2 separate regions of the Homo sapiens genome follow, and region 2 is linked to region 1. Evidence: read pairs that join two places in POLR2A ChIA-PET (ENCODE). Cell type or tissue: K562. All regions are shown on one strand. Links, peaks and the distances in the headings refer to the core of each region. The heading gives the core; the rest is flanking DNA.

What was found. Peaks named below come from ENCODE experiments on the same cell type or tissue, not always from the same donor. Only the 100,000 strongest peaks of a DNase experiment are listed, where the experiment ranks them.
Region 2: POLR2A ChIA-PET joins it to region 1 with 5 read pairs; 4 of 35 experiments call an interaction of 5 or more read pairs at or near these places.

Annotation. Positions count from the first base shown.
Region 1 is chr3:172,446,100-172,457,116 of GRCh38, forward strand. GHSR (growth hormone secretagogue receptor) reads right to left here and starts at 2,357. Exons shown (of 2, transcript NM_198407.2): 1 at 1,519-2,357. The coding sequence starts at 2,314. RefSeq lists enhancers at 1,516-2,283, 3,235-3,735, 3,736-4,236. In K562, for the core only: no CTCF peak of the experiment used is centred there; a DNase peak (open chromatin) is centred at 3,782; H3K27me3 peaks cover 3,320 bases.
Region 2 is chr3:172,609,420-172,620,436 of GRCh38, forward strand. No RefSeq gene overlaps it. Among named protein-coding and RNA genes, the nearest start is that of LINC02068, 19 kb to the left of the region's middle. RefSeq lists an enhancer at 3,564-4,065. In K562, for the core only: no CTCF peak of the experiment used is centred there; no DNase peak of the experiment used is centred there.

The DNA of each region.
Region 1 (11,017 bases), core at 610-8,609:
AAGATAATTTTTAATGATGTCTAAATGTTTAGATTGTTTTAAATTCAGAAATCAGGGAAAAATAATAACAAATAATTTTTTAGTCGTTGTAACACTTTAGTGATCCCCTTCAAATTGTCAAGGAAGAAGAAAGTTAACATTGGTGTTGAGACACCAATGAAGAAATTAATGGCTTGAAAATAAAATTGGAGGAAATTATTAAACTTATCCTTAAAACTAAGTTGTATAGTAGCAACTTAACTGCCACAGTAACAATGTGACTCTCGTAGGTGAGAGCTTAGGATCCCTTGGAGGACACTAGCAGGTTTATAACCTATGAGTCATATCACGAGAATCACCGGTCCAGAAAATAAAATCTTTGACATTCCTTGAATAAACTCTATCACTTTAATATGGAGGATCCAGGAACTGTAAAATTGGAAATATGAAATCATCCTGGAATGGCTTCTAAGAAGCCTTAAAATATGCCATTAAGTATGAAGTCTTGACTATAATATCTAAATAATAAAATATACAGACCTTGGTTTTGAAAATGCAAGTAGAGTTAATATTTTGCTGGGCTGTAACCATATTTATTATTACTTCACTTGTACCAAACACATATACTTAAAGAAGCTGAATTTGTGCAATAAACATTCAGCAAATCCAGTTATGACATTGTGCCCAGATGTTCCTGAAGGGTCATTTGGGGAAGTAGTGAATTCTGTTGGTTTCCACAAAGTCTCCTTTCCTCCTGTTGGAGCTTTGTTTAATCTAGTTTATCCTTACCTTATCCTAGTCTATCCTACCTGAAGAGGCAGGTAATCATAAAAACAAATGAGACTTCACTGATTTGTCACTGACTTCCTTACAAAGCTGTATGAACAGCAGCAGGGTAAACAGAATTGATGCAATTATCTGAAAAAATGCAGGGCAGAAAACAAATCACAATATTGAAAGAAAAATGAATAATCTCTAAGAGGATTATCCAAATTGATCATGTCTTTGGTTGAATTTACCGCTGAACGCTTTCTAGATCCAAACCCTGCTTTTCTTAATGTAACTTAGATATTCACAAATCCTACTTGAGGCAGGAAGTCAGTCCTCACTTTTAACGCTTAAAGACCACAATGGACTTTTATAAGATATCTCGATTTTTAAAGTGGAGTTTCTGGGCTGATATAAAATTTATTTTAGGGAAATACAAATATGGGACATTTTTGCATGAAAGAGAGAAAGGAGAGACAGGAAGAAAGAGACACAAAGAGATAGAGACGGTAAGAAAGACACTGACAAAGTAAAGGGGGAGGAGAGAGAGAGACAGAGACAGAGAGAAAGATTGAGAGATCAAAAACATCACTCAAGAAAGCAAGAGGAGAGAATAATTGAGAGAAACGCAGAGAGACAGAGGCCCAGAGAAACTGAAGAAAGAGGTAGCGACTCAGGGGGAAATAGAGATGGAGACTCAGAGAGAAGGGAGAAGGCACAGGGAGAGGATAGGACCCGCGAGAGAAAGCCTGAGCGCGCGCTGAGACCCACCCAGCATTTTCACGGTTTGCTTGTGGTTCTGGTCCCTGAGCGAGGCACCCACGACAGCATCGCCGCGCCTCCTCCGCCACAGCTTCCTGCCGATGAGACTGTAGAGGACCGTGAGACAGAAGACAGGAAGGAAGAAGAAGATGCTGGACACCCACACCATGACCGTGAGCAGTCCAGAGCGCACCGCAAACTCGGTGGGGCGGCACTCGTTGGTGTCCCAAGGGTCGGTGCCGTTCTCGTGCTCCACCCCGACTAGCACGAAGATGGGCCCGGCGCTGCAGAAGGCCACGGCCCAGATGACGAAGATGACCAGCTTCACCCGCCCCTTGGTGACCACCACCTTGGCCCGGAGTGGGAAGCAGATGGCGAAGTAGCGCTCGACGCTCAGCGCTGTGATGGTGAGCACCGTGGCGTAGGTGCAGCTCTCACTGACGAATTGGAAGAGTTTGCAGAGGAGGTCGCCGAAGTTCCAGGGCCGGTACTGCCAGAGGCGAACGAGGTCCAGGGGCATGCAGAGGAAGATGAGCAGATCGGAGAAGGCCATGCTGGACAGGTAGAGGTTGGTGGTGGTGCGCAGCTCGCGGAAGCGCGACACCACCAGCATGGTGAGCAGGTTGCCAGCGATGCCCACCACGAAGAGTGCCACGCAGGTGGCTGTGACGCCCGCCAGCAGCGGCGCGGGGAAGAGCTGCAGCAGCTCGTCGCCCAGCGAGTCGTTGCCGGGGGAAGCATCCCAGTCCAGGTCGGCCAGTGTGAGGTTGAACCCCGGCTCTTCGCTGGGCGTCGCGTTCCACATGCTGCCGGCTCAGCTGAACAGGCTCTGGGACGTGACTGCGCTGGGAGGCTGGACCGAGCTGGCTCCCGAGGAGGTCCGCTTAGGCGCGGGAGGGTGCGAGGGAGGAGCGGGTGCAGACGCGTAGGGAGGATGCTTGGAGAAGAAAGAGAGGGAGGTGAGAGGCAGAAGCCGAGGAAGAAGGTGAGATGGGGACAAGGAAGAGGGAGAGAGACTGGTGGTCAGTGGGTGAGAGAGTGACCCACTGCTTTCTCTGACACCTCCCCTTTCCCCCACCAACTCCCCCAAAGTTTCTCCCAACACATCCTCCGGCCGGCGCCCACACGCATACCTGTCACCAGCCCTGCCTCGCATTTGCGTTCTCGATCCAGTTCCATCTCGCACTTCCCAAAGCGTCGCAGCGAGTGGGGACCGCAGGGACCAGGCGCCGCGAAGCGGGAGCGTGAGGCGCTCTCTCCGAAGCCCTGGGCGACGCTGGACTAGTGTGCCCCGGAAGGACAGGTCACACCCGGGGGTGGGGGTGAAGACGACGGTGGCGGTGGGGAGGACACCTTTAGCAGCTGGGACCTGATTTCTTCCTCCACAAGGCTGCAGCTGGCTATGGCCCTGGTGGAAAGAAAAAGCGAGCTTGACCAACTCGACTTGGGAAGGGGGATAGAGAGAGAAAAGAAGGACCTTGTGTTTGTATTCATACCGGTGAGCACCAAAGAATAGTCTCACGCAGTTATAGGACCCAGGTTCAGCGATGTGACTACTTGTCCAAGGTCACACAGCGAGCTGGGGACTCGGGGACCAGTGTCGGATCTCCCACCCGGTTGGGACTTCTGAGCGCACAGGGGCAAGATATGTGAGTAAACCCTGTCCAGAATCCCAGTCCTTTGTATCACTCGGTAGTGGTAGAGAGTCTGCTGTAGGGTATATTACTTTTGCTTGATGCAAACCTGGTGGCGGGGTGCCGAGGTTGGTCAGGGAGGGAACAGGAGAAAGGAAAAAGGCAGGGTTGGAGGTGTGTGGAGGCGGCAAGTGAAGAAGAGGCTGTGAGGCTGGCGCGTCGAGAGTGTGCAGGAAACATTTTTTGAGGCATAACTGAGAGAGATCAGCCATTTAGTAGCCGTATTCCCTTGGGCAAGGTCTTCAACCTCCTGAGCATTACGTCTTTTTCTTTGAATTGCAATGATTTGTGCGGACCACTGGGGGTGATATCAAGTGTCAGGGACCACCGGAGGCACTCAATAAATAGAAGACGCGTTGCTGTTGAGAAGTAGAAGCTGTGCCGGTGGGAACAGGTCAAAGGCCACCCCTACACTAGCAAGGTGACCCTCTGGACGCGGTCTGTGCGTCTCCTGCTCAGAGCCAGAAATCAGCACCCGAAGGCATGAGACTGCCAGTTGCCAGCGAATTCACAAATCCGACCGGCCCCTCCCGGCCCACCGACCTCGGGACCGCCCCAGGAACATATTCAGCACTGTGGCCAGCGCCACATCCATCCTACCGCAAAGCGCCGCTGGAGGAATGGCTTCCCTGTCACTCCCACCGTTTTTAACTTGCGCTTCTAACGCCTCAGTCCTACCCCACGGAGGAGCAGGGCAGACTCCCACGAAGCACAGGCCGGCGTTAGTCACTGCCTTGACCATACACATCGGCGCTCACCCGATGAGATACCACGTACTGTGTATGAGAGAGTATCCCCCTCAGTTGAATGCGTTTGTACTTGCCTTTCACAGACAGTTTGTACCACCTCTACTACCTAAATTGTTAATACTTAAAAGTCCACAAAGACCTAAGACTGAATGTGTGCACAAATGCGTGAAAGACTCCATGCAGTAAATTACTACATGAGAGAAGTTTGATACAGGAAATTTAACATAGTGGTTTGGTTGCCGCTGGTGTGTTAGACATTGGACCAAACTGAGTTTTGTTTCGTTTTGCTTTGTTTTGTTTTGTTTTGCTGGTTTTGTTTTGTTTTGTTTTGAGACGGAGTCTCCCTCTGTCGCCCAGGCTGGAGTGCAGTGGCGCGATCTCTGCTCACTGCAACCTCCGCCTCCCAGTATTGGATCTCCCACCCGTTTGGACTTCTGAGCGCATAAGTCCAGGTTCAAGCAACTCTTCTGCCTCAGTCTCTCTAGTAGCTGGGACTACAGGCGTGTGCCACCACGCCTGGATAATTTTTTTTTGTATTTTTAGAAGAGACAGGGTTTCACCATACTGGCCAGTCTTGTCTCGAACTCCTGACCTCGTGATCTGCCCGCCTCGGTCTCCCAAAGTGCTGGGATTACAGCCGTGAGCCACTGTGCCCGGCCCCAAATTGAGTTTTTAAAACATTAATTTCAGACTACTATTTTTTAAGTATTACAACTAAGTCAAACTACCAATTACAAACAAGTTTTTATTTAATCAATAACTTTGTTACTCCCTGACCTATATTATCAGTAGGTTGATGTATGTGGAAAGAAAGGGAGAGAAAGTGGACTGGGATAAATCAGAATACTATGGGAAGTTATTGCCTAAGACTGAGAATCAGGAAAATATTGTTGGATATATTTCTAGTCTACTCAGTGCTAAAGCTATGGCTGATAGTTGAAAAAACTGAAAACAAAAACCACCAAAACTATTGTGATAAAAAAAATTTTCATGTTAGCTAAAATAGCCAGCCATTTAATGGCACTCAACCAGTTTCTAAAATATAGACAAATCTATATTGCATGACCAAGAAGAAACAGAGGGTGCTATTGTAGTTGCTCTATTTATTCACAACATGTGAAATATTATGTAATACCGTATATAAAACTATCTCTAGTAAGTGGTAGGTACTAGGATAACAAAATAAATAAAACCCAGACAGATCCTATATTTATAAACTTATAGTCTAGAGAGAAAAATACAGTTAAATAAGTAATGCTAGTACAGTATTGATAGGTGCATTTAAAGAGGCATGTACAATGAGCCCTGTTGGAATTCAGAGAATGAATGAACCACGTGGAGGCTTTAGGGAAGGCCTCTCAGAGGAAGCAGCATCTGAGCTGGATCTTGGAAAAGTTCAGTTCCATCAGAAAAAGGAAAACTTGCTCAACCATTCAGACAACGGACACAAAAGCATTTTGGAGTGACATTCAGTATGCCTTGTTCTATGAATGGTGTAAAGAGTATTATTATTGACTTGTGGATTTTTATATAGTAAGTGCATACCAATCAGTTACGGCGATTGTTTTCTTTTAGACACTCAAATTGTCCCATCTTTGGCCAATGAGATCCACTTCAAGTTGGTTCCAGGGTCCTTTTGACATAACTCACTTAGATTTTTAGAGCTTACATGCTGTGTTTTGTGGCACAATGAGATGCCTCAAGCTCACCTTGTAAATTCTCCACACTATACCTAGGAGCAACCATTATTTCAAGAATCCCTGGTATCCGCAGTGGGAAACAGCATTTAGAGACCAACATTTGGGCAGTGGGGTTGGTTATTATCCCTGGAGCATTATGGTCTAGGTTCTGCAGACAAAGGTAGGATATATACATATGTATACACATTATATGTATATTCTATACATATAAATAAAGTTACATAGTTTCCATTATGAAGATGTACCTTAGTTTCATTTAACCAGTTTATTGATAAATATTTGTGAGTTTTTAATAATCTTTTATTGCTATAATATATATATTGCTATATATTCTATACATATATATGGTGTGTATATATATAGGCTATGTACTATATACATATATATACACATATATAGATGAGTGTGTGTATAATCATTATCATCTCACAATATCTAGATATCTATAAATCATGAGATGATAATTATGATACTGTAGATAAATCAGACAGACCCTGAGCAGATGAACAAAACTAACATCACCACTATGATACCCTGGGAAGGACACAATGTCACTTATATGCATTCCAGCTAGAAACGAAGAACCTCAATCTAATCACAAGGAAACATCAGACAAACTCAAAATGAGGAATCATTTATTTAAAAAATTATTCCAAAAATTTCAATGTTACATAAGACAAAGGAAGACTGAGAAAATGTTCCAGAACAAATGACACCAAAGAGACATAACAACTAAATGTAATTTCTAATTTTAATTTCTGATCAATGTTCGGTTTATTGAAGTTGACAGCTACATGGAAGAGGATGTTCTTATTCTTAGAGATGCACACTCAACTGTGATTTATGCAGCTTACTCTCAATTGTTTCAAAAAAATCATGTGTGTGTGTGTGTGTGTGTGTGTGTGTGTGTGTGTAGATAGAGCAAATGAGGAAGCAAATGGGGCAAAATGTTAATAACAGGTAAATCTTACGAAACGGTAAAATGATTTTCTTTGCACTATAATTGCACATTTTCTATAAGTTTAAAATTACTTTCAAATTAAAGTTCAAAACTCATACATTTGTATAGATATTTCTGATTCAATTTCCAATTATTAACTTCTTTGAGTTGATATTTATACTGAACATCTTGTTTCTAACAACATAAACATAATTATCTTATACATAAAATGATTTCAGACTAATAACGTCAGCATTACCACTAATAATAAAATTGACAAATGAAGTTTGAGATGTTTTTGCAGTTCTCTTTTGTCCTTACAGTATATCCCACTAAGTTTGTACAATTGCTGTATTTTCAAATTACTTGAAACAATGTTTTTCTATGTGTGGTTATTTACCAATTTGATACATGGTTCATTTGTTTCCATTACTTTCAATTTTTAAATTTTCTATTTATTTTTAAATTTTAAATTTGCTTTAAAATTTTAGTTTTTAATATATAAAACATTTTCTTGATCTAACAATTAAAATGTTAAAGTATGGTTCTAAATTTAAAACTTTAAACAAAAGTATACCCAGGAAAATGTTATTTTCTTTTCCTACTTTTCAAAAGATAACATTTAAAAATTTTAGCTTCTAATTTATCTGTCGTGTGTGTTTCTTTTTCTAAGTTTATGTGTGTGTGTGTGTGTGTGTGTGTGTGTGACCTACTAAAAGGTAGTATACCATACATTCATACCAGACTGTCTTCTGTGTTGCCTTTTCAATTTAATATTATATCCTGGGATTCTCTCATAGCAATTTTTTAATGTTTTCTTTCAATAATCCACCTAGAGAAAGTTACACAGTTTCCATTTATGAAGATGTACCTTAGTTTCATATAACCAATGTTTATTGATGAATATTTGTGTTTTTAATAATCTTTTATTGCTATAAATGATAATGTATATATCATTTTATATGTGTACAGCTGTATTACAAAATAATATAAAATAATTTAATAAAAGAAGAGATGATACATGGCGGTATACAAATCATTGAATGGCACAATACAGCATGGAGACACAGTGTATAGTGCCTGATCGTCAAGTCTGGGCTGTGAAAACATATATAGAGAAATTTGGTATGAAGTAACAGATACAACATTACATTATATTCTTATAAGTGGGATTGTTGAATCAAAGGGTCAAAGTACCTGTAATTTTGTTATATATTGCTACATTCCTCTCCATGGGATTGTATCACCTTTTATCTTCACTAGCAATGGATGAGAGTGCCTGATTTCTCCCAGCCTCTACCATAGTGTTGTCAACTTTTGAATTTTTGCCAATTTAATTGTTAGGTGAGAAATGGTTTCTCATTGTGTTTTTCCTTTGCATTCCTTTATTTTGAGTGAGATGAGCATATTTTCATATGTTTAAGGGCCATTTGCTTTTCTTTTCACGTGAACTGCTGGACTATGACTTTTGCCCATTTTTCTATTGGGTTGTTTTTCTGCTTTTAAAAATTGATTTCTAGGAGCTCTTTCTGTGTTGGAGAGATAGTCCTTTGGAAGAACATAAATAGAAAATATTTTTTCCCAGCTGTTCATTTGTCTTTTCAATTTTACTTATGGGTATTTTTCTTTATTTGACACACACAAGTTTTAAATTTCTGTGTCATCAAATTAGTCAGTCTTTGTTGTTATTGTTTCTGGATTTTGAGTCATATTTATGCAGGCTTTACTCACTGCTAAGTTATAAAGGAATCTGTGTTTTGTTCTATTATTTTTTGGCTTTAGTTTTTAACACTTATATTTCTGAATCCATTTGCAATTTATCTTGGAACATGAAATGATATATGGATCCAATTTTATCCTTTTCCAAATGGTTACTCAGTTGTTTCAGCATCATTTATTAAAAAGTTTGCCTTTTCCTTAATAATTTAAGGTGACTCTTGTCTTGTATTAAATTTCTATATGTATTTTCAGAGCCCAGTCTCAACACTCAGGCACTATATACTGCCTATCCATGCTGGATTTGTACCACTCAATGAATTGTACACTGCCATGTGCCATGTACTCTTTAATTATTAAAATTTCACTTTTTGATACCATATTTCATGTATTAATCAGGATAAAGATTGGATACATACATCAGGAAACCTAAAAAAGAGACTGAAAAAACATAAAATCTTATGGATTCATTTTGCTTCTAAGGGAAATCGGAATATAGACTGCCCAGGACTCGTATCAGGAACTCATGCTCCTTTTGCCTCTCTGCTCCACCATCCTTTGTGAGTGGCTTCCAATATCAAGGTTGCTTCCTGGCTCAAGATTGGTGCTGGAGCTCCCAGTCATCTAAATGAGTTCCAGGCAAGAAGAAACAGAGAGGCAGGGATAAAGAGCTTTCTTAAAATTCTGACTCAAAACTCTCACGTTACATTGGCCAACTCCATTTTCAAGAGAGGCTGGAAAATACACATTTATAGCAGGGCACGTTATCACTCCCAGGGTTCTAGATTTGAATAAACAATTTACAGTTTCTGCCATGTTTCCCAATGTGACTGTAAGTAATTTGAAAGCAAAGACATATTTTTCTTTAGATGACCTAGTACAATGTCTTGTAGGTAGTAGAGCACCTAAAACAAACATTTCCTGTGTTGATTAAATTTATATTTCATTTTAATAAAAATATAGAACATATAAGAAGGCTTATAAGGAAATTTAAACACTATATTGTACTTTTCATAAAATATATCATTTATTTTAATGTTCTATTCAAGCTTTGAACACAATGTACTAATATATCTGGCTTCATCACTTATACTCTCTCTACCACATCATGTAGCCTCATTTAAATAATGTCATGTACATATTTCAAAGCAAGAAGTACACATTGCTCTTTCCAGACCAGCAAGCTGTAAGAATGTATATTTAATATCAAGTATATCAACAGAGGAGTAGAAATATATATCTAAAATAATCTTCGCATTCAAGTACCTTAAAAATCATCAGCAGCATTATTTTTTAAGAGATAGGATCCTGCTCTCTAGCCCAGACTGGCATGCAGTGCCACAATCACAGCTCACTGCATTCTCGAACTCCTGGGCTCAAGGGATCCTCCCACCTCAGCTTCTTAAGTAGCTAGGACTGCAGGTGCACACCACCAGGCTTGGCTAATTTTTTTTATTTTTTGTAAAGATGGAGTCTTGCCATCTTGCCCAGACTGGTCGGAAACTCCTGAGCTCAAGCGATCCCCCTGCCTTGGCCTCCCAAAGTGGTGAGATTACAGGTGTGAGCCACCACATCCGGTAAAAATCATTTTCTAATTAGCAAATGAGACCTATTATCATAAGTAATCACTATGAAAATTAAAATAATTTTACAATTTAGAGATTCATTTTAAAATCTTTGTGATTTTCTGACTATAGAAGTAACATGTTTCTTAAAAACTCAAACATGTTAGAAAGTCTCCTATACCCATCTCTTTTTGAATTTTCCCCATAGATATTTCAGTGGGACTTTCCATATTTTTACTGATACTCATACCACTAGTTTTGCATCTGATATTAAGCATTACTACTTTTACCTAGTCCTTTAAAGCCTAGTTAATACCAGAATTTATCTATTAATAGTTATCAAAGTTACATATAGGTTTATAATTTCAAATACTTATACAGGGCTTATTAAACCATATTGGCACTGATTTATGCATTATGCATTATTATGTATTGGTATACTGTTATGAAAGAAGCTTATTTATTTCTTTTATACTCTCAACTCATGAATCACCCATATATGGGTACACGCACACACATACACACACACACACACACACACACACACCCTCCCCTCTTTCATCTTCCAAATGTAATCATACTATAATTTTGGGATTAGATTTATCCTCAATATTCACATTTTATGCTGATGTAGATATTACTAAATCTGAACCACATAGTACACTGTGATAATATTCTCCTTTCTTGAAACACCTTTTGTTTTCCTTGGTGTTATAACCACCTTATTGGATGATTTGCCTAGTTTCTGAATAACTACTACTAATCTTCCTCTCAACATTTTTTAACTCAACAGGTTATTTTACGCATTTCGACCTGTTTCTTTGGGACAGTGCTTCTGGATACCTACACTCCGCTACTCCAATCTGAACTAGTACTCTCTGGGCTTGTTACACAGGTTATTGTCCTGATTGTTCACCATCCTCTTGGGTACCTCCTTTGCCTGGCCAGGTACTGTGTCTTCCTCTTTTTCGGTTCACTTTCTGTTAAGAAGGTGCACATTCTCCAATAACTTGTTGAAAAAAGGTACATGGAAGATACATTTTTGAGGAACTTTTATATTATGAGTATTTTTATTGTACCATAACAATTTATTGGGAGTTTAGTTATCCTCTTAGTCTGTACCACAGTAACAGAATATCATAGG
Region 2 (11,017 bases), core at 1,546-9,545, 160 kb after region 1:
TAAAAATTACCTCCCAAGTTACAGTGAAAATTAAATAATAACAACTGTAAAAAGTGTTTGGTAGGATTTCTAGTTTCTGGCCCAGCATGTAAGGAGGTTGGAAGACACCACTCTATCCTAACAACAAGTAAAAAGCTAAACTTAAAAATCAACAGCTCCTCCTAGATCCACAAGATAAGTGAAGTCACAGGGAAAATCACTGCCCCCAAAATTTGAGTGACCAAGAGGTGAATACAGAGAATCACAACGCGGCAAACAGAAGCTCGCAAGTAGCCACCTCCGCCAGAACCAAAGCCAGAGTAGGAAAAATCTGAACTGTAATTGACGAATTGCTGAAAGTTCAATGTAAAGAACTGATATGGTTCAGCTGTGTCCCCATCCAATCTCATCTTGAATTGTAGCTCCCATAAGCCCTACATATCATGGGAGGGACCCAGTGGGAGACGATTGAATCATGGGGGACGGTTTTTTCTGTGCCGTTCTCATGATAGTGAATAAGTCTCACAAGATCTGATGGTTTTATAAAGGGCATTTCCCCCGCACACACTCTCTTGCCTGCCGCCATGTAAGACGTGCCTTTGCTCCTCCTTCACCTTCTGCTGTGATTCTGAGGCCTCCCCAACCATGTGAAACTGTGTCAATTAAACTTATTTTTCTTTATAAATTACCCAGTCTTGGGTATGTGTTTATTAGCAGCATGAGAACACACTAATACAACAACTTTGAGAATTAAAAATTCCAGGGGGGCCCAGCTGGGGGAAGGGGGCCTACACTTTTGTTTGTCTTACCTGCAAGAGATCTATCAGGTCAGCAGAGTGAATATTAGAGAAAAATACCCCTGTGCTTCTGGCAGGAAGAGGGGAGGTAAAGGAACCATTTTGAAATACACTAGAGCATTTTGTTCTTCTTAACAAGGTCTTTCCTCCCGATAAATAATTTAACAAGAGCCAAACCTGCTGGGCTTTTATCAGAGCCTGACTGACCTGGAAGAAAGAAAATGCCCAACTCCAGCCTGCTCTGGCCACCCTGTTCCACCAAAGGTGAGGTTGGGAGGACTGAGAAGTATGCATGTAGTTCACAATCTAGAGGCATAGACTCACTAAAAGAGCCCAATCACAGGACTACAGAATGCTTCCTACCCTGCTTACACCTTACTACCATACTACTAAGGTCTTGTTTATAGCAGTTTCTTTCACCCAGTACTTAGTTTTCTAGCTATCTAGAAAAAAATACACGACATATTAAAAAGCAAAATAAAGAGTTTAAACAGGCAGAGCAAGCATCAAAACCAGAATCAGATATGGCAGGAATGTTGGAATTAACAGGGAATTTAATACAACTATGATTAATATGCTAAGAGCTCTAATAGATAAAGTACAAAGCATGCAAGAACAGATGGGCAATGCAAGCAGACAGATGGATATCCTAAGAAAGAACCAAAAAGAAATACAAGATATCAAAAACACTGTAACAGAAAATGCCTTTGATGGGCTTATTAGTAGACTGGACATAGCAGAGCAAAGAACCTCTGAGTTTGAGGATATCTCAATACAAACCTCCAAACCTGAAAAGCAAAGAGAACAAAGACTGAAAAAAAGAGAATAGAATATCCAAGAACTATGGGACAACTATAAAAGGTGTCACATATGAGTAATGAGAGTCTCGGAAGGAGAAGAAAGATCAAACTACCAAGACCCAGCTATATCTTGTCTATAAGAAACCCACTTTAAATATAAAGGTAATATAGATTACAAGTAAATGGATGCAGAAAGATATACCACACTAACAATAATCAAAGGAAAGTAGGAGTGCTATATTCATTTTAAACAGAGCAGACTTTAGAGCAAGAAAAATTATCAGCAATAACTGATAGCAAAATATTAGCAGATTGCTAAGGATTTTTGCATGTGTGTTCCTGAGAGATATTGGTCTATAGTTTTCTTTTTTTTTTTTTTTTTGAGACGGAGTCTCGCTCTGTCGCCCAGGCTGGAGTGCAGTGGCGCGATCTCGGCTCACTGCAAGCTCCGCCTCCCGGGTTCACGCCATTCTCCTGCCTCAGCCTCCCGAGTAGCTGGGACTACAGGGGCCCGCTACCACACCCGGCTAATTTTTTGTATTTTTAGTAGAGACGGGGTTTCACCATGTTAGCCAGGATGGTCTCGATCTCCTGACCTCGTGATCCGCCCGCCTCGGCCTCCCAAAGTGCTGGGATTACAGGCGTGAGCCACCGCGCCCGGCCGGTCTATAGTTTTCTTTAATGCCTTTGTCTAGTTTTGGTATTATGGTGATGGTGGCCTCATAGAATGAAAAGGAAAGGTGGAGGTTGCAGTGAGCCGAGATCACGCCATTGCACTCCAGCCTGGGCAAAAAGAGCGAAACTCCTTTTAATAAATAAATAAATAAATAAATAAATAAATAAATATTATCAGATTGAATTCAACAATGTATAAAAAGAATTATATATTACAACCAAGTGAGATTTATCCCGGGTATGAAAGGCTATTTCCACATTTAAAAATTAATTAACGGGGCCAGACGCGATGGCTCATGCCTGTAATCACAGCACTTTGGGAGGCTGAGGCAGGTGGATCACGAGGTCAGGGGTTTGAGACCAGCCAGGCCAACATGGTGAAACCTCATCTCTACTAAAAATATAAAAATACACACACACACAGACACACACACATTAGCCGGGTGTGGTGGTGCACACCTATGATCCCAGCTACTCCAGAGGCAGAAGCAGGAGAATTGCTTAAACCCAGGAGGGTTTAAGGTCATTTACTATGAAGAGACTTCAAAAAGTTCATAGAAAAATGGAACTTAAAGATAAAAACAAAAATATAAACTTTATTTCTCAATATAAGCTCCATCAAGGTCAAGACATTTTTGTAACCAATAATACCCACCATTTAGTTCATCCCTAAAGAACTGAGGGTCCTGAGAATTTAACCATGTCACTGTCACCATTTTTACATTATTAACTGAAGAAAAATGGCTGCCCTTTACAGATTTTTTTTTTTTTTTTTTTTTTTTTTTTTTTTGAGACAGAGTCTCGCTCTATCGCCCAGGCTGGAGTGCAGTGGCGCAATCTCGGCTCACTGCAAGCTCTGCCTCCTGGGTTCACACCATTCTCCTGCCTCAGCCTCCCGAGTAGCTGGGACTACAGGCACCCACCACCACGCCCAGCTAATTTTTTTGTATTTTTTTTTATTAGAGACAGGGTTTCATCGTGTTAGCCAGGATGGTCTCGATCTCGTGACCTCTTGATCCTCCCACCTCAGCTTCCCAAAGTGCTGGGATTACAGGCATGAGCCACCACGCCTGGCCAGATTTTTTAAAGTTAGGAAATAAAAGAAGTCAGAAGGAACCAAGTCAGAACTCTAAGGTGGATACCTAATTATTTCCCATTTAAAATCTCACAAAATTGCCCTTATTTAGTGAGGGTTATTCCTCTGAATAAGCAGCAGTATTGTTGTGGTGGAGAGGGACTTTCTGTTGAAACTTGCCTGGATATTTTTCTACTAAAGCTTTAGCTAACTTTCTGAAAACATTTTCATATGTTATCATTTTTTTGCCCTCCAGAAAGTCAACAAGCAGAATGCCTAGCACATCCCAAAGACTATTGCCATGACCTTGGCCCTTGACCAGGCTGCTTGTGCTTTGACTGCACCACTTTCACCTCTTGGTAGCCACTGCTGTGATTGTGCTTTGTCCTCAGGATCACACTGGTAAAGCCACAGTTCTTCTCCTGTTACAATGCTTTGAAGAAATACTTGAGAATCTCAATCTCACTTTTAAAAAATTTCCATTGAAAGCTCTGCTCTGGTTTGCAGCTATGCGCATGTTGCTTTTCTGGCCAGAAACATCTGTGGCTGGTGGCGCCTTTGCCTAGGTTTTGCTCAGGACTGCTGGGCTCATTCCACCCACTTGGCCTGGCAGGCTGCATTCAGCTCACGCTACCAGCCTGGACCTCACCCCTCCAAGGAGACTGCAAGTCAGGTGTGGAATGGTGAGGGGTGTGTGAGTGAGCATGGGGTCTGGCCACTGCACAGTCAGACACGCTGTTGCTACCATGGGGCAGGCAGCTCCAGGTGCCAGCATGGGTGCCAGCTCTCTGCGAGCCTGCAGCTGTACCAGGCGCACCACAAGTAGCTTCCCCAGCTGGCACTGGGGAATGAGTGGTGCCCAGTAGCTTGGAGATGCCAGGAACTGCAGGGCCCCAAAGAGGGAGTCATAGTCCTGGCTCAGGATGCTCCCAGGTCTGGGGTCCCTGAAGGGCCGCAGCTTTTCTCTCCTTCTCTTTGCCCATAACATGGCGAGCCAGGGTCTTGTCTCAGCCCTGTTTGTGGGGCATGTTTCAGCCCTGCTTGTGTTACAGCTCTTTTAGCCTCGCCATTTGGTGGGGCCCAAGTTCTTGTCCTGCAACCAGGAAGAATGAGGTATGCAGACAAGTGGAGGGTGAGCAAGACAAAGAGGAGCTTTATTGAGGATAGAACAGCCCAGAGGAAACCCACATGGGGTATCTCGTTTCCTCAGCCAGGGTGTCCTGATGAGTGTTCAGCTCCTAGCAGAGAGGAGACCCTAGAGTAGGGAGCTCCTCTTTGCAGGCAGGTCATCCCGTTGAGTGTTCAGCTTACAGCAGAGAGGAGGCCCTAGAGTGAATAGCTCCTCTCTGCAGACAGGCAGGCCCATCATCTCTGCAGCTGTCAGCAGGGAGAAGGTCCTAGAGTGGGTGGCTTCTCTCTGCAGGCAGGTCCCCTCATCTTCTATGATCTTCCTGTTCTCTCCCCAAGTCTGGCTGAGTCTGGGCTTTTTATGGGCCTCAGAGGGAAGGAAGTACTTGCTGATTTGTCCATGGGTGGCCATGGGCAGGCCCAAGGAAAAGCACCACAAGTTCCTCCTCTGGCCCGAGGGACTGGCGATGGTGGCCCCAGCCTTCCAGCCCTCCCCGGCTTAAAGGTGGGGCTTCACTGGGGACCAGCCCTCTTCTGCCCTGGAGCCTGCTTCCTGCCACTATTCATGGTGCCCAGGCTGTTCATGCCAAAGAGTATCTGCAGGCCAGTGCCAGGCTGTCCTCAGCACTACCTTGGCCTCCCTCCCATGCTTGTCAGTGCACAACATCAGGAGGGGGCTGAGACAGCAGGAAGCTGGCATGTAAGTGCTGCCCCAAGCATGTGCACACCCAGCCAGGCTGTGAAAGCACCCAGTCTTGGTGTCATCCTTGCTCTGAGATCAGATCAGGTGATGACAGTGGGGAGAAATCAGGCAGTGGGAGCAGTCACTTCTGAACCTCAAGGGGTGGAGCAGGGAGGGATAAGGGGAAATTTCCTGGGCCCCCAAGAGCACAGAGATGCCCAGGTCCAGAGTGGCAGCAGGGCGGCTGCAGCTGTACCCAGAGAGCTTCCACCCCACCAATTCCAAAGGGGCGGGCTCCCACTTGTCCCTGGCTACCACCAGCTCCATGGAGTGTGCAGCCCTGGCCACACTTCCTTACAGTCTGGGGCAAGGGCTCCAGGTCCTCACTGGGTCCCTCTCTGGCCACTCGCTCTGGCCTCTTGCTGCACTTATATACTTGGCAGCTGCAGGGCACTGTGGTCCCTGGCAGTCCTGCCTGAGGGGCAGGTTGTGATGCAGGCACTGACTCTGGCTTGAGGTGGGGTGGGGGTGTGGCCAAACTGCTGTGGCTGTGCCCTGGCTCCAGGAAGGACTACATAGCTCATGGGAGGACCAGGGCATCCCTGGCCCTGGCAGCAGCAGCAGGCCTCAATGTGAGCAGCATGGGTGAGGGGCAGCGGTGGGGGCGCCAACACCTCGGGGCTTCCTGGGAGCCACTGCCACACCCAAGCATGCTGTTCTCTCGCTGGCAGGTGGCTCAGCCAGCCCCATCATGGTGGCCCCTAGGGCAGTGGGCTCCTGGGAAACTCCCAGGGGCAGACTCCAGGGATTGTCTGCCTCCTCCCTGCACCCTCCCCATAGTGGTGGCAGGCAAGAGTGGTGATGCAGGGCCAGGGGTCCCACCACCACCACTGCTGCTCCTGTGGCCACTGCCCATGTCTCCTCACTGCAGCCTGGGCCGCTTGGGACGGCCCGCTGCTGCCAGCACAATGATTTTGGCACCCATTGAATGGAAAGTTTGCTCAACTTTAATTTTTCAATCACATTTGTGTAAACTAAACTAATCAAGATGTCTACGGTGTCAGCTATTGTTCCTGCTGTTAAAATAGTCAGTCCGCTTCCAGTGGGGCACAAACAAGACTTTTTCTTTACAAACTGATGTGGATGGTCTGCAGCAGCGGGCCTCATATTCAACATTGTCGTCTCCCTTCTTAAAATGAGTTATCCATTTGTGAACTACTAATTTCTTTGGGGCATTGTCCCCATAAACTTTCCATGAAATATCAGTGATTTCACAATTCTTCCACCCAAACATTAACATACATTTGATATTTGTTCTTGCTTCAATTTTAGCAGAATTCATGTTGTTCTGATAGGGGCTCTTTTCAAACTGATGTCTTATTCCTTCTTAGTGCCTCAAACTAGATCCTGTTTAGACACATTACAACAAGTTAGTATGAGTTAATTTTGGTGGAAAAAAATTGAAATCCATGTGTAGTTGTTTTCATAAGATGCATTTCCCATAATATTTGTAAAGTCCCTTCATATGTTTGCAAGTCTTGCATATTGTGGTGAACAGCTGCTTTCTTTTTTAGGGCATGACTCTTTTGGAGAATACATTCACTTTCATTTTCTACCTGGTGCTGCTCCTTTTGAAATTCTTTTATGATTTCATATGCACTGATATGAGCATTCCCTATTAAATTTTCCATCTTCTGTGACATGCTTCTATGTTGTTTTAGAGGCACGCAATTCATTCCACATGCACTCATATACAGACCACAAATTTGCTGTAAACATTACTGGAGATTGAACAGCAACACTATTACATAAGTGTTTTCTTAGCCTACTGTTCACAGAATTATTTGTCAACCAGTCCATAACTTTGCTGGCTCCTTCAAGCAAATGTGGCATTAATTCATTAAAAGCTACTGGAGTTTCATCAGCTGGAAGGAATGCCAATGCAGATAAACAATGTGTTTTTATTTATTTATTTATTTTTTGAGACAGAGTCTCGCTCTGTTGCCCAGGCTGGAGTGCAGTGGCACGATCTCGGCTCACTGCAAGCTACACCTCCCAGGTTCACGCCATTCTCCTGCCTCAGCCTCCCGAGTGGCTGGGACTACAGGCGCCCGCCACCATGCCCAGCTAATTTTTTGTATTTTTAGTAGAGATGGGGTTTCGTGGTGCTAGCCAGGATGGTCTCGATCTCCTGACCTTGTGATCCGCCCTCCTTGGCCTCCCAAAGTGCTGGGATTACAGGCGCACGCCATCACGCCTGGCCAATAATGTGATTTTAAACCGATGTTTTTGTCATTGCCATATCATGTGGTCAATCCACTCATCTGAATTTTCTGCCAAATGCATTGGGCTGAACAGTAAAAGCACACTTTATTGGTGACACCTTGAAATTCACTTTTAGAGGCCTTGATTGCACCTAATTTCAAATCTGTCACTATGGTTTAGGGATTCAGTTAGAAATTAAGGATTTGGGGATTTTGACATTCGGGATGGTGGCATCTGGGATTGTGTTTTTTGGGATTACAATTGGCACCATTTCATTATCTGTGCTGGTGAACCATAGGGTGCAAAGCATTAGATGTGGGGTTCAGTCTACAGGCCCTGCAGGCTGGATATCTTCTATTTGCCCTTCCAGATCCATCCCGCAGTACTCTGCCCTGCTGTGGGCCCAGAGTCTGACCGATATGGCCTGCACAAACAAGCTACCCTAGTTTCTGTTTAGAACATGGAGGCAATGGCAGAAGAATGAAGTCAGAAAGAGAATGTATTATACCATTCTTGCATTGCTATAAAGAAATACTTGAGACAGAGTAATTTATAAGAAAAGGGGTTTTATTGGCTCACAGTTCTGCAGACTGTACAGAAAGCATAGTGGCATTTGTGTCTGGGGAGGCCTCTGGAAACTTACAATCATGGCAGAAGGCCAAGGGGCAGAGAGCATGTCACATGGCTGGAGCAGGAGCAAGTTGGGGGAGGTGCTACACACTTTTTTTTTTTTTTTGAGACAGTGTCTCGCTCTGTTGTCCAGGCTGGAGTGCAGTGGTGTGATCTCGGCTCACTGCAACCTCTGCCTCCTGGGTTCAAGCAATTTTCCTGCCTCAGCCTCCCGAATAGCTGAGATTACAAGCACCCACCAGCATGCCCAGCTAATTTTTGTATTTTTGGTAGAGATGAGGTTTCACCATGTTGGCCAGGTGGGTCTCGAACTTCTGACCTCAGATGATCCAGCTGCCTTAGCCTCCCAAAGTGCTGGGATTACAGGCGTGAGCCACCGTGTCCAGCCAGTGCTACACATTTTTAAACAACCAGATCTCACAAGAACTCACTCACTATCACGAGAATGGCATCAAGGGGATGGTGTTAATCCTTCATGAGAAATCCAAATCTATGATCCAGTCACCTTCCACCAGACCCTACCTCCAACAATGGGGATTATAATTCAAACAGAGATATGGTGGCAAAACCGAACAAAACCATATCAGAGAATGAAGTTTGGAGAACCTGTTTTCATGCCTGCTTCTCTGTTGGTTTATACGGCTGCCTCCAGGCTTTCCTTACATAGCTACCCTCTCTTAGAGTGGGGAATAATTCCCTTCTTTGTCTTACCAGGCCTCGATGAGGATGCCTGTTACTACTAGTCACAGAGCATTGTACTGCCTCTTGTTGGTTTCCTTAATTGTGCCCACATCTCTGCACAGAGTCCCTATATTAAATGCTCCTCAAATGGGCCTGTTTGAGCTTGCCATCACCTTCCCATCTGGACTTGACTTATGCTCCTCATGTGCAGGGAGAATATAATGCACCTCAGGTGGGCCTTTCTATCTTAGATCCTTAAAAAATTAGGCCGGGCATGGTGGGTCATGCCTGTAATCCAGCACTTTGGGAGGCCAATGCAGGTGGATCACTTGGGGTCAGGAGTTTGAGGGAAGCCTGGCTAACATGGTGAAACTCCTCTCTACCAAAAAATACGAAAACTAGCCAGGAATGGTGACATGCACCTGTAGTCCCAGCTACTTAGGAAGCTGAGGTGGGAGAATCACTTGAACTCAGGAGGTGGAGGTTGTAGTGAGCCGAGATGGCACCACTGTACTCCAGCCTGTGCGACAGAGTGAGACCCTGTCCCCCCCGCAAAAAAAGGAAAAATATAAAAAGCCATAATAGAAATCATTTTCTATTCATTTCTCTGAGTAATTCACCAAGTACTGTGTCACATTTTTCATAGCTCTAAACCATTTTATAAATGTTTACATACACTATTTCCACCAATCCTGTTTATGAAGCAGGTGATCATCAGTAGCAGCTTCACATAACACAGGGGCTCTCACAATACAGCAGCATAGGTCAGCAACATCACTTGAGTCCTTGTTAAAATGTAAATCATTGAGTCCCACCCCAGACCTACTGAATCAGAAACTTTTGGGGTAGGACTAACAATCTGTGTTTTAAGAAGCCCTCCAGAGGATTTGAAAACCACTGACGTAACATGATTACATATGCATTTTTATGTGAGGAACCCCATCCACTACCCCCTACACCTCCACCCCAATGCAAAGCAATATTTTTTAAAAATTCAGTCCAGTGGGTCTCAAACTGGGGTATATCAATACATCAGAATGACCCTTGGAACTTGTTCAGAATCCCAGTGCTCAGGCCCTAAACTGGACTCACTGAATCAGAATCTCTGGGGCAGCATCTTACACGTGACTACCTCTGTGATATTGTTTGGCTGTGTCCCCATCCAAATCTCATCTTGAATTCTAGTTTCCACAATTCTCACATGTTTTGGGAGGGACCCCGTGGGAGATAATTGAATCATGGGGGTTGTTTCCTCCATACCGTTCTAGTGGTAGTGAATAAATTTCATGAGAGCTGATATTTTTATAAGGGGTTTCCCCTTTCACTTGGCTCTCATCATTCTCTCTTGTCTGCCACCATGTAAGACATGCCTTCACCTTCTGCCATGATTGCAAGGCCTCCCCAGCCATGTGGAACTGTGAGTCCATTAAACTTCTTTTTCTGTATAAATTACCTAGTCTCCTATATGTCTTTATCAGCTGTGTGAAAACAAACTAATACACTCTGCTTACACCATCAGCTGGAGACACCTGGAATAGATTACAACAAGCCAGAAGTTAGAATGCATATCACCTAGAGGGTTAACTGGTTACCGCTGAGGATTGGGAACAGAGGTCCTAGGGGAAGATCCAGCTACTTACAACAGAAAACCCTTTCTCCCTATTCCAAACCTGCAACAACCTGGAATCAGTCTGAAGGCAGCCCCCCACTTTCCTCAGAGTTGTTGCAGGTTTGCAACAGGGAGAGAGGGTTTTCTGTTGTTCATAGCTGGCTCATGTTTGTGGCAACTTTGGATGCAGATAAGGGTATAATGTTTGATCTTTTTTGAGCTGCCTGCCCACTCGTGTCTCTCATTCTGAGACTCTACTTCCAACCATAGCTCCCACTAATTGGGCATATGAGCAGGACCCAGATGATTGCACTCAACCAATTTATTGGCTGGCTAGCAACCAATCAGATTCCCTCTCAAAAAAAAAAAAAAAACAAAGTGCAGTAAGGCCTTGCTACTCAAAGTGTGGTCAGCTGACCAGCAGCATTAGGGAAATCCCTGGGAGTTTATTAGAAAATTAGACTCTCTGGCCATCTAGACCTACTGAATTAGAATCTGCAATCTAACAAGGTCCCCAAGTAATTCATATGCCAGTTAACCTTTGAGAAACACTAAGTCTGGGCAGCATGGTGAGAACTTGTCTCTACAAAATAAAAATATTAGCTGGACTTGTGGTGCATGCCTGTAGTCCTAGCTACTTGGGAGGCTGAGGTGGGAAGATTGCTTGAGTCCAGGAGGTTGAGGCTGCAGTGAGCC